Linked DNA regions of Mus musculus: all the other regions are linked to region 2. Evidence: chromatin loops called from intact Hi-C (ENCODE). Cell type or tissue: left cerebral cortex. All regions are shown on one strand. Links, peaks and the distances in the headings refer to the core of each region. The heading gives the core; the rest is flanking DNA.

The links. A loop is a pair of places that touch in the nucleus more often than their neighbours do. Peaks named below come from ENCODE experiments on the same cell type or tissue, not always from the same donor. Only the 100,000 strongest peaks of a DNase experiment are listed, where the experiment ranks them.
Region 1: a loop joins it to region 2, with 3 times the contacts of the local background. A loop is called at or near these places in 4 of 42 quality-filtered maps.
Region 3: it touches region 2 in a loop (4-fold over the local background); 6 of 42 quality-filtered maps call a loop at or near these places.

What each region holds. Positions count from the first base shown.
Region 1 is chr13:52,873,191-52,877,708 of GRCm38, forward strand. All of the region lies in intron 6 of Auh (AU RNA binding protein/enoyl-coenzyme A hydratase), which reads right to left. Among named protein-coding and RNA genes, the nearest start is that of Gm33315, 46 kb to the left of the region's middle. In left cerebral cortex, for the core only: no CTCF peak of the experiment used is centred there; DNase peaks (open chromatin) are centred at 2,151 and 2,587.
Region 2 is chr13:52,815,892-52,820,409 of GRCm38, forward strand. No RefSeq gene overlaps it. Among named protein-coding and RNA genes, the nearest start is that of Gm33315, 11 kb to the right of the region's middle. In left cerebral cortex, for the core only: no CTCF peak of the experiment used is centred there; DNase peaks (open chromatin) are centred at 2,338 and 3,029; H3K27ac peaks cover 302 bases.
Region 3 is chr13:52,763,564-52,768,081 of GRCm38, forward strand. No RefSeq gene overlaps it. Among named protein-coding and RNA genes, the nearest start is that of BB123696, 8.6 kb to the left of the region's middle. In left cerebral cortex, for the core only: no CTCF peak of the experiment used is centred there; a DNase peak (open chromatin) is centred at 2,118; H3K27ac peaks cover 336 bases.

The DNA.
Region 1 (4,518 bases), core at 693-3,192, 57 kb after region 2:
TCTCAAAGTGCCAAAGTGAAAAACCCAAGCGAGACTTAATACAGAACTGCGAGGAATCAAGAGTTCCAGAACTTCACGGACTAGCTACAGACCGGACGATCATTCTTCCTGTCTTAGTCAAGGTTTCTATTCCTGCACAAACATCATGACCAAGAAGCAAGTTGGGGAGGAAAGGGTTTATTCAGCTTACACTTCCACACTGCTGTTCATCACCAAAGGAAGTCAGGACTGGAACTCAAGCAGGTCAGGAAGCAGGAGCTGATGCAGAGGCCATGGAGGGATGTTCTTTACTGGCTTGCTTCCCCTGGCTTGCTCAGCCTGCTCTCTTATAGAACCAAGACTACCAGCCCAGAGATGGTCCCACCCATAAGGGGCCTTTCCCCCTTGATCACTAATTGAGAAAATGCTTTACAGTTGGATCTCATGGAGGCATTTCCTCAACTGAAGCTCCTTTCTCTGTGATAACTCCAGCTGTGTCAAGTTGACACAAAACTAGCCAGTATACTTCCAAATGCTTTTTTTTTTTTTTTTTTTTTTTGTGGTTTTTCAAGACAGGGTTTCTCTGTGTAGCCCTGGCTGTCCTGGAACTCACTCTGTAGACCAGGCTGGCCTCGAACTCAGAAATCCGCCTACCTCTGCTTCCCAAGTGCTGGGATTAAAGGCGTGCGCCACCACGCCCAGCTCAAATGCTTTTTAAGATGGTGTCAAAATAACATGAAAAAAAAAACCTATTCATTTAATTCATCTATAAAAACAGGTCCTGCTATAAGCGCAGAAAACCTGGAGTCTGAGTGTTCCAGCTCTAGAAGAGTAACATGGGGTCATCATACACGGTTCACCCCAGGAAAGCCAAGCCGTCCATCACACCTAACAACGCACTTCAAGTATCGAATTACTTAGCGTTAATGTCATGACATGTCCTTATCATAGTTGAGAGGAGTGTCACGGGCTAAAAACCACAAGAAGGGTTTTATGGTAAAAACACTTCTCTGTATCTGAGTTACACATAGACGAGAAATGCTTGTGTGTTAGCCGAGCGGTGCCTGCAGCTTACAACTCTGGAAAGCTACCCACAAATCATTACTTACTGACCTAAGAGTTCTCTAGTGCCTGAACCGAAATGAAGTGACATCAGGCAACACAGGGGTTTTTAAGAAACCCTTTACTAAGAAAGGGAACAGAGAGAAATGGTGTGTTTTTAACAACAAAAAGGTGATGATAGGAAAATACAAAGATAAATGAGAGTTTAAAAATCCAGTCTCCCCAGATTGTTTTGTATTTGCTATCACGTGTCAGTCACGTCTACATATTTTCCATTTTAAAGGCTTCTCAAGCCAGAGTTTATCAGAATCACTTCCTTTGTAGCTGGGGGTAAGGTGCTGAGTCTACCTGAGCTCAGAGTCTCCCGGCTGAGGAGGCACAGCGGAGGGAGCAGGTGCAGGAGGCAGCGGTGGGGACAGAAGAGGGGTATGACATGATGGTGACAGATAGATGGACGGACAGACAGACACAGGACCTACACAGGTCCTGTGCACACAGCTGTCATGTCTAGTGACCCACAGACCCTGAAATATATTTAAGGCCACTTTCTTGTGAAAAGAAAAAATAAAATAAACACAGGGGAAGTGAGGCAGGGGAGTGTAAACGGTCATTCTAGTTCCAAAGAGGGATCTTACAAGTGGCAAAAATTTCTTTGACAAAGGCCACTTGACAGACGGTGCTCACTTCTGAGAGACATGGACAGCTAGCAGCTCGTCCACGTCAGAGGAAAGATGGTCCCTGACCACAGCTAGGAACTCCTGCAGTCACCAGCCTAGCTCAACTGCACCTTTGAGGACAGGGAAGCCTGAGAGCGCTTTGGCAAAACAGTGTATACAGTAAATAGTAAATGTGCTCCATCCTTTACAGGAGAATGTAGCCTAGTGACTCTGGCATGTGACAGGTACTCAGTTTAATCCCCAGCACTCAACAGGAATGAATTTGTAGAAATTGACTACCATGTGGAAATGAAAAGGACTAGGATTCAGCAAAACAACTGGCCAAAAAAAAGTAGAAAAACCGATGTGGGTGTTTTCAAGATTCACCACGTGGCCCTGGCACCAAGCCAGACAAATACGCTCATGAAACAGAATGCCAGTCTGATCTAATTTTATGGAGATGTAGCTACCTTAGAGACCCGAAGCCAGAAGAGAGAGTCTTTTCAATGCATAATGTGAGGACAGGTAGGGATGTGCCTTATACCACAGATAAAAACCAGAAAACTCAACACGCTAAACGAAGCAGGAAGCCAGCCTGGTCTCTGTCAGCTGCAGACAGGAGCTCAAGCACAGCCCACCGAGGAGCAGACATGATGGGCTTCCCCAGTATCACCACATGCAGATCTTTGATTGATGTGAAGAATGGGGGAACTGCTGGGCTGTGGTGGCGCACGCCTGTAGGTCCATCACTCGGGAGCAGAGGCAGGCGGATCTGAGTTTCAGGCTAGTCCGCTCTACAGAGTGAATTCCAGGGCAGTCAAGGCTATACAGGGAAACCCTGTCTCGAAAAAGGGAAGCCACCCACTATAGAACTCACGCTGCTGGAACCAGTAACAACTCACTAAAGCCAAGCACACACTCACGGCATGAACCATTTCAGTCAGAAGCATCCGCCTCCGCTAACTGAAAGCAGGGAGCCATTCGGAGTCTTGTATGCAACCACTCACGGCGGCTCTGCTCACCCCAGCCAAAGGTAAAAGGAAAAAAGATGTCTGTTCAGACAGAAAGACTGTGGACGTGAACAGAATGCATCACCGGTTAGCAACAAAAAAGGAAATCAATACTGAAATTCACAGTATAGATGAACTCAAAAATAACTGTGCAAGTGAATGGAGCCAAATAGAGAAGATCACATACGTACGATGTCACAGGATGATCTAGGCTGTGCACGTGACTCACTGATAGAGTGCTCGCCCGGCACCCAAGGCTGAGCTCAGCCCCTAGCGCCACCGGAGAGAGAAGATAAAAGCATCACTTTACAGATCGGGAGCAGCCCGGGGCTGCATGAGAACATTGGGGTGCACAGGGCATGTTCCTCCACCGTGGCTATGCCTTCATGGCTGTGTCTATATCAACACTTACCAAGCTGTGTGTTAAAATATGTGCTGTTTATTGCACCTTAATTTTAACCTGTTAAAGCTAAAGAAAAACTGTAGCAAGCAACAACTAGGCAGCAACAGTGCACCGAACAGGCAGCTTGGATCTTCCTTCTTGTCCTCCTGCGGGCTGGATCAGCGTCAGCTACACAGGCTAGTGGTCAGACAGAAAAGCATAGGACAGCTGAGCTGCCAAGTGTGTTGATTCTATAAAGGAATGTGTTCCCAATCCCCCTATTCCAAATCGGGGCACTATCAATTCCCAGATGCAGTGCTCATGGACACACCAAAACATGCCTCGGGGCTAAGGCAGAACTGGTGTAGTTTCTTTTACTGTCTTTGATAAACATGTTTTACCTGACTGTTGGAACAAGTTTGATTTTCAAACATCTGCTTTCTACCATACTTCACACGATCATTTATTAACCTTATCCATACACACTGGGCTGTATAAATATGTAAATCAGGTTACTGTGAGAATGGCCGGACCAGAGGAATGTATCGGGTTGCCGATAGAATGAATGATGCACTTTTTGAATGTTTATTATTACTGTATGTGTGATATGTAAACGCAGACACGCACAGGCACCATGGTGAGTTCATGGGGGTCAGAAGATAACTTGGTGGGGCTGATTCTCTTTCCACCTTTCTCCGGGGCTCTGGGATTGAACACAGGTAGCCAGGCCTTTGAAGCAAGTGCTTTAAACATAACAAGTTCCTACATGTTGAAAACAAGGAGTAGGGAATGGCCATGAGGGTGGGCACTGACAGCACCACCTTCTCCGGAGTGCAGGTCACTCGATGGAGACTCCCATGAGCCCCCGGAGCCAAGCCCCTCAGTCTCCAATGCTGGGAACGAGTGTGTGACCTCTGCGGATTTCAGAACTCCATGTGGTTTTATATCTGTGTTCTATTTTGAGCTCATGTTTTTGCCTAGATTTTCAAGATTAAATCAAAGTTCTTTATTTTTTTTTTTGCACATAGCCGTCAACTTCACCAAATCTAATCTATGCCCGAGAAGGCTCCCCAGCAGCTCTCTCAACTACGTCGAGATGTGGCTGTGTCCATCATGGATGGATCGTTATTATAGATACTGAGACTGAGATCTAAACTGTTCGTTTTTCTGATCTGAGAATCACCTCGTTTTACCTTCTTTTTGAGGGGATGGGGGTAGGTGCTGAGACCTAGCCTGGACATCATAGCAATTCTCCTGCCTCAGAATCCAGAGTGCTGAGACAAGGGACTTGACCGCTGGGTCTGGCCAAGCCACCCTCTTTGCACATGGCGTTCCTCTATAGCAAATCACAATGTCTCCCTTGGTGTCTGGAGTAGTTTCTGATGAGAACTAGCCATTTTAACCTCTGCTTCTTTATAAGTATGTATGT
Region 2 (4,518 bases), core at 930-3,429:
CACCCTGGGGACAAAGCTTTCTGTGTATGAACTCTTAGGAGTCATTCAAACCACCGAAAGCAGCAGATCTAACCCAGAGCCATCCATCCACAGGCATCCCAGAATAGCCGTGAAGGCAGCCCACTGATGCACTGCAGATGGCAAGGTCCTGTCACAATATTACAAACCGTAACTGTGTGTGCTACTTTTTTTCCTCTCTTCACGACCACACTGTTTCTTAAGAGACACATTCCTGAAGTAGGTAACCTACTTCATCTCCTGTCCCAGGCACAGGTTGGTGAGCTGGTTGGCCCCATGGGAACTGAGTGGTCCATGGGTAAACCCACTTCAGCCTTTTCAGGGTCAAAGGTCATCCCAGCATCCTTGGTCTGACCACTGCATCTTTTCGGGTATTATATCCTTATTCCTTAATATTTTTTCCCCTAAAGAAAGCACACGTGGGGTCTAGCTCTGTTGATGTGTCCTTTTATAGACCGCTCTAAAATATCTAAGAGCCTTAGCTTTTGTGATGTGCTTTAGGTCTGAAGTCACAAGTATGGACAGGGGGTAGGTGCTGACATCCTTAGGGTCTGGAAGAGCCCAGAGCACACTGTAGGATTTTAGGAACTTGGAAGCTTTTCCTGGTAGTTCCCGAGCTCCGTACTGGAAAAGGCGTGAGTCTGGAAGCAGCCTATGGGTTCCGTCTCCACTCAGCCTTGGGAAAGCGCTCGTGGTAAAGACTACCCACCTCCCTCATCAACACAGTTCACAAACAGCTTCGGGTCAAGTGATCCAGCAGCTAACAGGAGACCTCCAGAATGCTAGACCGTTTCCCATGGAAGTGAAGAGCAAAAGCCACCATGGATCCCACCGAGGCTTGACAGTCACTGAGGGCACCTGCCAGATGCAGCCCCCACTGCCACAGGGGTTCTGGGTGACTCTGTCAGTGCAACTGGTCGCTGATGACAGATGTCCAGGTTGAGGGACTCCCCTGAGACACGGGCCCTTTGGAGACCCATCCAGTCATGGATCTCTCTGCTTCCTTTGTGTCCTCAGAGATGTCATTCTGCCCAGGCCAGGAGTGTGTGCACCTATGCGTGCAGCACACATGGCCACTTCCTTTAATTTGATAGAACATGGGGGTGGGGCAGGGGTTAGAACAGGGGAAAAAAATCAAAGTCACATGAAAACAGAATCTGATGTCCTATAGGAGAGCATTCTGCTTTGAGAACGTCACTGGCCGGGGCTTCTCTATGCACATAGAGTCCAGTGCATTCCCTGGGTTCAGGTGCATGCTACAGGACTCAGCTTAGGCACCTACAAGCCACTCAACTCCCTTCCAGTTTAAGAAAGCCTGGGCCACCCTCTTTCACTTGAAGGCACAGAGCTAACTAAGAGGCAGGGGAGCTTGGGATGGTCACAGTTTAGCCTTCAAAGGGGACCAAATCTGGGCACTAGGTGTGCCTAGTCCCCACTCGGGAGAGCCACTCCTGAGTCCCATATTCGAGAGGCCCGTCTCCAAGAAGAGGAGGTCACGGCTCAGCTTTTCCTTCTTACAGCCCCTTCAGCATGCTGAGATCATGTCACAGAGAACCCTGTTCACACACTAGGCCGAGGACCCCTGCCCTCCGTTCCTGTCACACATCATCCTGACTGCTGCAAAATCTGCAACAAGTTGAGATGTCTCTCGGTGTTGCTGGAGAACGGGCTTTACCATGTCTGTAGGTATAGAAATCATTGCGTGCGAGCTCCTTGCATGTGCAGCCTGTGCGGAGCCTCCTGGAGGCCGTAACTCATATTCGGATGGCCTGTAGTACTTCAGAGGGTATGAATGCTGAGCAAACAGATGCTCTATTCTATCTAAGGAAGACGTGATGGGCCAAGTCTACAGTGTTGCTATAGGTAGAACCATTTTCAACCCAAGACTGATTGGTTCCTGGAATCTGAAGAGCGGGATGGTACCACCTTTCGGAGAAAGCTGAGCACTTTGGCATCCCCTCCAAATCCAGCATGTTGCCCCATGGCAACTCAATGTATTGAACTCACTCGCCTAGGGCCCCACCCACTCGGCTGAGGTCGCCTCTCGCTTCGGTGTGCCCAGCATCTCCAAATCTAGCTTCTTGCTCAACATGATGCTCTGTGAAGATGCTCCAGGCTCTGTCAACCTCTCCTTGCCCAAGGACCCTAAGGTTGGGCTGTCCTGGGCTAGCAGAGTTCAGGTTCCAGAACTCACAGAACACCTGAGTAAAGGAGGCTGGATGCTTGCCCACACTCCCATGGTCCAGATGCTCAGCCAGCTCACTCGCAGTGGCGAGCAGTTGCTCCTTGGTATTTGGCAAGGCTGGGCTTCACAACTGAGTATCTCCAGAACAGATGGTAATTTGTTGACACCCAACGACGTAAGGGGACTCAATTACAGTCCCACTAAAAAAAGCTTTCTCTAAAATAAGAAAGTACACAGATTCCTCAACTTGTGGAAATCGCTGACAGCTTTGTTCCCTGCCCCCTCCCCCGCCCCTTCCAGGAGTAAAAAAGAAGCTGACAGCTTATTCTTGCAGGCTCTGCTCATTCAAGTCTATTTTAAGATAATTTTCCTAAGTCAGTACACCAGAATAGCATTCGATGTGAAAAATCACCATCTGTTTGGAACACAGGGCAGGGTCTCAAAGGGTCTGCGCTAGCAACCCTTGACCTTCGCAAGGTTTCAGTCCCTTGGGATAAGAACAATTTTGTGTTTGGGGGGCTCCAAAGTTAGTGCTGAAGGAATTACATTAAAACATGGCATTGAAAATTGCCATTAACTATCAATGTATGCTATTTATAAACTGAAACACACACACACAGACACACACACAGACAAGCAAGCAAGAAAATGCCCTTGGCCTTTTAAAAAGCTGTCCAAACAATCCCTTGTATTTAAATAGTTTTCTTGTAAAAAGGCCATCCAACCTTATCTGGGTTGTTCAGATAAAAATTAACCTATGGAAAGGAAAGCCTACTCAGAAAGCTATAAAAAGGCTCTTGCTCCACTCTATTTTTCCGGTGACCGGGGCCCCTCCCTCCCTCTCTGGCCCCTGTGGTGACTCATGCTCTTCTCTGGAAAGGCAGCAGGGCCTGAAACACAGCAGGAGGGCAGCAATCTGACATATGGGTAACATTAGAAGAATCAGACTGTCCCCCTGAGAGGTGGGGCTCTTCAGGCTGGGGGCAGGTAGCATGCGGGTGAGAGGGCATGGTAGGGGGTGGGACATCTCAGTGCCTGGCAGGCCTGCCCATCTGGCCACAGGTCTAGGTCATTTTTAGCTTCCACTAAACTTACCTCTGTCCACCTCTTGAAAAACCTGCATCTATGATGCCGTGTTTCTCCTCCAGGTTAGAAAGCTAACACACACAAGACTGTATATATACTAAATTGCTGCTGCTGCTGGGCATTTAAGACTTTACAGCCCAGATAATAAACCCATCCCTGCGAGTGGCTCCTTAGGCAACAAGGACATGACACTGGTGTCTCGAAACCCTGGAGTTTGCCACCACCAGGCAATCACTGGCCTCCCGTGCCATCTCCAGAACCCCTCCTGTTAGTCATGTGATTACAAGATCCCTTGAGCAAGGAACCACCATGCTGGAGCCTCTAGTTGTTGTGTTGGCCCTGTTTTCCAAAACAGTTGTGAAGGGAAATTATGCACACTCTCAGTACACAATTCACACCTGTGTGGGCACACACGTGCCATACATTCCACACGCTCCAAACACACATATGCAAACATGTACACATCACATACACACACCACTCAAAACACACAACACATCACTTACACACACACACACCACTCACACGCACACATACATGAGCATGCACACACCCATCATTATCACATGTACACATTATATACACATAACACACACACATGCACACATCCATGAGCATGCACACACCCATCATATAACACACACATGCATGCACGCACCACACATGCATGCACCCTTCTTGGGGAAGCCAGGACAAGAGTCATTCTCAGGTGAAAGCCCAAGGGCTTTGGGGTCCTCTGTGGAGCTTGTCTTTGCCAAAAGCACATGACTTCTCGAGTGGGCTTTCGTTCCTGGAAGCAGCTTGATATTTGTCACTGGTCTTTCAGAGCAGCCAGTTCATAGGTCACTGTGGGTGCACATAGTCAGCCTCAGCTAAGGATATTTGCTGTCCTCACTCTCCAGCCAAACATTTCAGCTATGAGAAGCCAGAATGCAACTCTCTAGAGGGTGGTTCAAAAGTCAGTGTGTAACCCCATTACTAGCTGTCAGTGGGGCCAGGTCAACGTACCAGGCAGGTAGGAACCCTCGGTGTTCACTTGCTGTGAAGCTGAGAGAAGTGGGCAACCCTCTGGAGGAGGCAGGAAGCAGCCAGGGCCTTTGGGATTGCAGGGTCTTGCTTCTCCACCTGCAAACCCCACCCAGCCTTGGCCAGAGCAAGCCAAAGAACCAATCCGATTAGCACAAAGCATGTTCTTCGAGGTAAGACACCGCCTCTGGAAAGGGGACGTG
Region 3 (4,518 bases), core at 759-3,258, 52 kb before region 2:
ACCCTTTATTTAAGAAGGAAAGATGGGAGACACACTCTTTGGCACCCTGGGCTCAAGATTTGGAAGGTTAGCTACACAGCAGTGGCTCTGAGCAAGCTCAGTTTGTGTCATAAGGCTCTGGCTGGAAGTACAGGAGGGGGCCACTCTGAAGCTGTTAACGCAGTTCTCTCTAAAGGTGCCTGGCTGGCTGACCAGCTAACACTTTCATTGTCATTTCATGGGCACAGTGAGGAGTTGTGGTGGCCCCTTGACCCATGTGCCATCTTAGTCAGTTCTGGTGAGTGGGCTTTGCCTATCACAGTTTCCACTGAGTGACCAACACCTGGCCTATGTTGAAGGCTCTAACACAGAAAAATCTCTCCTTTAATCCAGTGGCCCTCTGGCTCCTTGGGACCTCTGCTTTGGCTGTCCCATGACAGAGTGCCCCATACAGCTGATTCAAACTTATGTCATTCCTGAGCCCTCTTTGTGCAAGAAATTTATATATGACCTGTATATGTGCTTATATATACAAAGTAAACATTTGCTGAGAAAAAAATCACTAAAAATTACTTTAAAACTAATTTCTATACATGTAAATTTTGACCTATGTAGCCATGGGCTTTTGCCCTTTTAACAGGGCCAGGCACGAGTTCCATTTCATATGCCGAGCCTTAGATTGAATCAGAAAGCAAGTGGTTACCTGTGTGGCATCTGTGCCACCATTGCACCTATGTCAGCAGCCATTGTGACAGGATCATGGGTAGGTGAAATGATCCTTTCTCTCCTCCTGTGGCACACACTGTACCTTCCAGTACCAGGAGAGGTAGCCAGTTGGACAAAGGTCCCAGCTGAACACCAGCTTGTCTATTCCATCTTCTGTGACTCAAGCATGTGGCCACTTCATGCAGTAGGGTCTTAAGGTCAAATTCTGGAGGGTAGGCAAGAGTGTGAGCCTGTACTTGCTGCGGGTGAGGGAATGGTCTGTGAGACCCAACTCCTGACAGAGTGTTTGCAATCACTGAGCTCAGCCATAAGACAAAACTATGGGGCTATGCCCATAGTTTAAGAAGTTGGAGTCTAGAGGCATGGTTCCAACATCTGTCAAACTACCTGATCACACTATTTTCAGTCCTTCTATGGTTTAGATCAACTTCAGTCCAGACATTTCAATACTAAGGCATGTTGTATTATTCTAAGGTACCTGACAACCACGAACCCCTCCACTGAAGTGTATACATACCCCTTCTTGAGGTGACTACATCTTGATCAAGGTCACAAATTCTCATGGAAGATGATCATGTGCTGCCCCGAGATGCTGTAAAGTCTACAGTCCATCTTCTCTATATATTTATTTCTTCCTACCCCTCCCCAGTCAAGGAGCAGAACGTACAGTATTAGACCCTGGAAGGAGGGGCTGGAAGAAGTTCCTCTTTCCTGACTTGGAGGAAGAAGGCTAGGTAGCTGAGGACCCAGCCAAGAAGCAGTGAGTCTTACTGACTCTTTTACAGCACTCCTGCAAAGTCCGAACAGAAATCATGATCCAGGTGACAGACACCACCTGAGGCATGTCAACAGGAAGGAGGTGGCAGCTATGTACGTTCAGGACAGAAGGTGACATGGGAGGTTCTGCTAAGAGCTGGAGGAAGAAAGAAATCTCAGGCGAGAAGAAAAGCCAGCTAGCCCTGAAACAAAAGGCAATTCCCCAATAACCCAAAGGAGGGGAGGCCATCAGAAACGCTCTCTGCCCCCTTAAGTGAACGCATCTTGGCACTGCTTGCTCCCTAAGTGGAAAGAAATGCCCTTTTAGAGGCAGCGATTTGCTTAGAAAAATATTCCTTTCAAATGTCTTACGATTACTGACACTCTCCTTAGACCTTGGCAGTGGCCTCCTGTGTGTTTGCATGAGAATATAAATGTCTAAAGATAATGTACTCAAAATACACTCCTGGAAAAGCGGATGGCCCTGGAATCAGGAGGCTCTTCCATCTTTATGCCATCTCTATCCACCACTTCAGGGGCCTGACTGTTCTCTTAGCTCTCGTTCCTTCCCACCCTCCCTCCTTTCTTCTCCCTCTTCCCTCCCCCCTTCCCCTAGCTGGGCAGCCATCCAGATGATTCATAGTATATTCTAGCTAAATTCAGCACAAAAGCCATCTAAAGCATCGGAAGATCAAAGTTACATCAGCGAACAGGCACTGGGGAATTGACAAGCAGCTAAAATTAGGACATTGCGGAGCCGTGGCCTTTGACGGATGGAGTGAAATTTAGCCTCTGGTTCGCTATTTAAAGATTGGTGACAGCACCCTTTTCTGTAGCCACAGCAAGCACACAACACAAGTATTCGGGTCTGATTAAGTGTTTAATCATCTCTGGCCCACGGCTGGCTGCGGCAGATGGACGGACTCCTAAGAAGTTGGGCCTTCATTCCCACACCGAGTCTCTCCAGCCCAACTGGTCCCTCCAGGCACACTCTGTAAAGCTATTTTAATCACTTTTACAAGCATTCCTGCCATCACACAGTTCAGCCTCCAAATCCTGACCCAGCACAAGGGTTTCCAGATTCATCATCAACTTAATTAAAACAAACAGATCCAAACAGCTGCCAAACCAATTCGTCAACTGTCCTACTGGCCTCTTTTCTTTTTCTGGTTCCTTCCGGTTTAAATGCAGTCCTCCTCACAGATGGCAGGTGTCCTCCTCTTTGGGTGTACCTTTGTTTTATGGCCATTGTCACCTCCCAGAGACACACTGGCTTCTGGAAGGACAATGTGGGAGCCCAAGATGACCATGATAACTCTAAGAGCCAAGCAGAGAACACTTCCAGGAAGGCAGTCAGCAGCTGCCTTGTCAACTTTGAACTGACCCCACCCTTGTTATTGATCCTTAGGGCCAAGGACAATGGTTTCAAAACAACTTGCATAACTTTCCTCCCTTTCCCTCTGAAACACTGGCCTGCCTCTGTCTCCTCAAGCCTGACCTTGTGGTACCTTGGCACACATTCCAGATGTCCGTGTGCCACCCTCTCCTGTTCTTCCTTGGGTGGCCTGTTTGCTGATTGGCTAACTTGGTTTAGGGTGGCTGTGGCCGCCTGCCTGGCCAGCAGTGACCAGCTCTGCTTCAGTCACCTCTGTGGCCAAGTTTTACTTTGTGAAGCCCCGAAGGGTCAGTGTGAGCTGCTCAGACAGAGGCAAGATGGGAAAATGGGAGAGAGTACAAATGGGGTGTCAGGCTCTCCAACAGCTACCTGATAGCTCTGAGAACCTGTACCCCAAGAGAGTAGAGGAAGAAAGGGAAATTGGGGTGGAAGGTCTAGACCATTCAAGGGGCACTGTAGTAAGTGCACCTTACACAGGATACAAAGAAGTCCTTGGTGGGCTAAAATGGAGAAAGCTGGGCATGAGCTGGGGAAAGAATAAAGGCCAAGATAACCTTGAGGTAGAAGCCAGCTGCTGGTCATGCCCCTGTTTTAAGAAAGGAACTACCTTAGGGTTACTATTGCTGTGATAAGAAATAAAAGTTTAGACAGAAAGGGTTTATTTGGTTTCTACTTCCATATCATAGCCCATCACTGAAGGAAGTCAGGACAGGTACTTATAGGGCAGGAACCTGGAGGCAGGAGCTGATGCAAAGGCCATGGAGGGGTGCTGCTTACTGGATTGCTCCCCATGGGACACTCAGCCTGCTTTCTTACAGAACCCAGGGCCACCAGCCCAGGGTGCCACCACCACCCACAATGGGCTGGAACTTCCCACAATTATTACTAATAAGAAAATGCCCCACAGGCTTGCCTACAGCCTGGTCTTATGGAAGCCTTTTCTTAATTGAGGCCCCCATCTCTCAGATGACTTTAGCTTGTGTCAGGTTAACACAAAAGCAGTCAGTACAAGAACTGTTTAAAGCTCTAGGGAAAGCCAGAGCATGTATGTAGCTTGGGTACTGTGGCACAGCACCTGAATTCAGGCAGGAATGACTCCAGAGAACCTCCAGGAGAGATGCTCCACATGCCCAGGTTTACAGGACAATGCAGGGACACCATCTGAAATATGAGGACAGGGGCCAAAGAAGAAAGACCATCCATTAGGTCACCTGCCTGAAGGGACACAGGCTCCCCAGGCAGACTTTCCAGCCCAGGCCACCAGTCACTGGAATCAGCTCTAGAAGGCATCAGAGAAGTCCCTGCTTCCCCACTTGCAAACAGAGTAAGAGGGAATGGCTTTCTGTGTAAACTAATAAATACCCTCTGCTTAGGCCGCCATTATGATGGCCAAGCTCCTGCAGGGAGTAACCCAGAGTGTGTCCACCAATGAGAGAAGAGGAGGGAAGGCTAGTGTCCTTTACTGGTCTTCTGTGGCATGTACCTACCGTGGGATGCCAGACCTATGGGCAGGATGAGCCTCTTAGGCCTCTCAGCAGATTCCGGGGGCCTGGGTGTTCACTGAGGTAGAGATGAGAGGCATAGGGGGAGCAATGCTTCTGGGTTCTCCACACACGACCACCACATTTGACCTCCAGAATCCAAACTTGAGGAGCACAAGA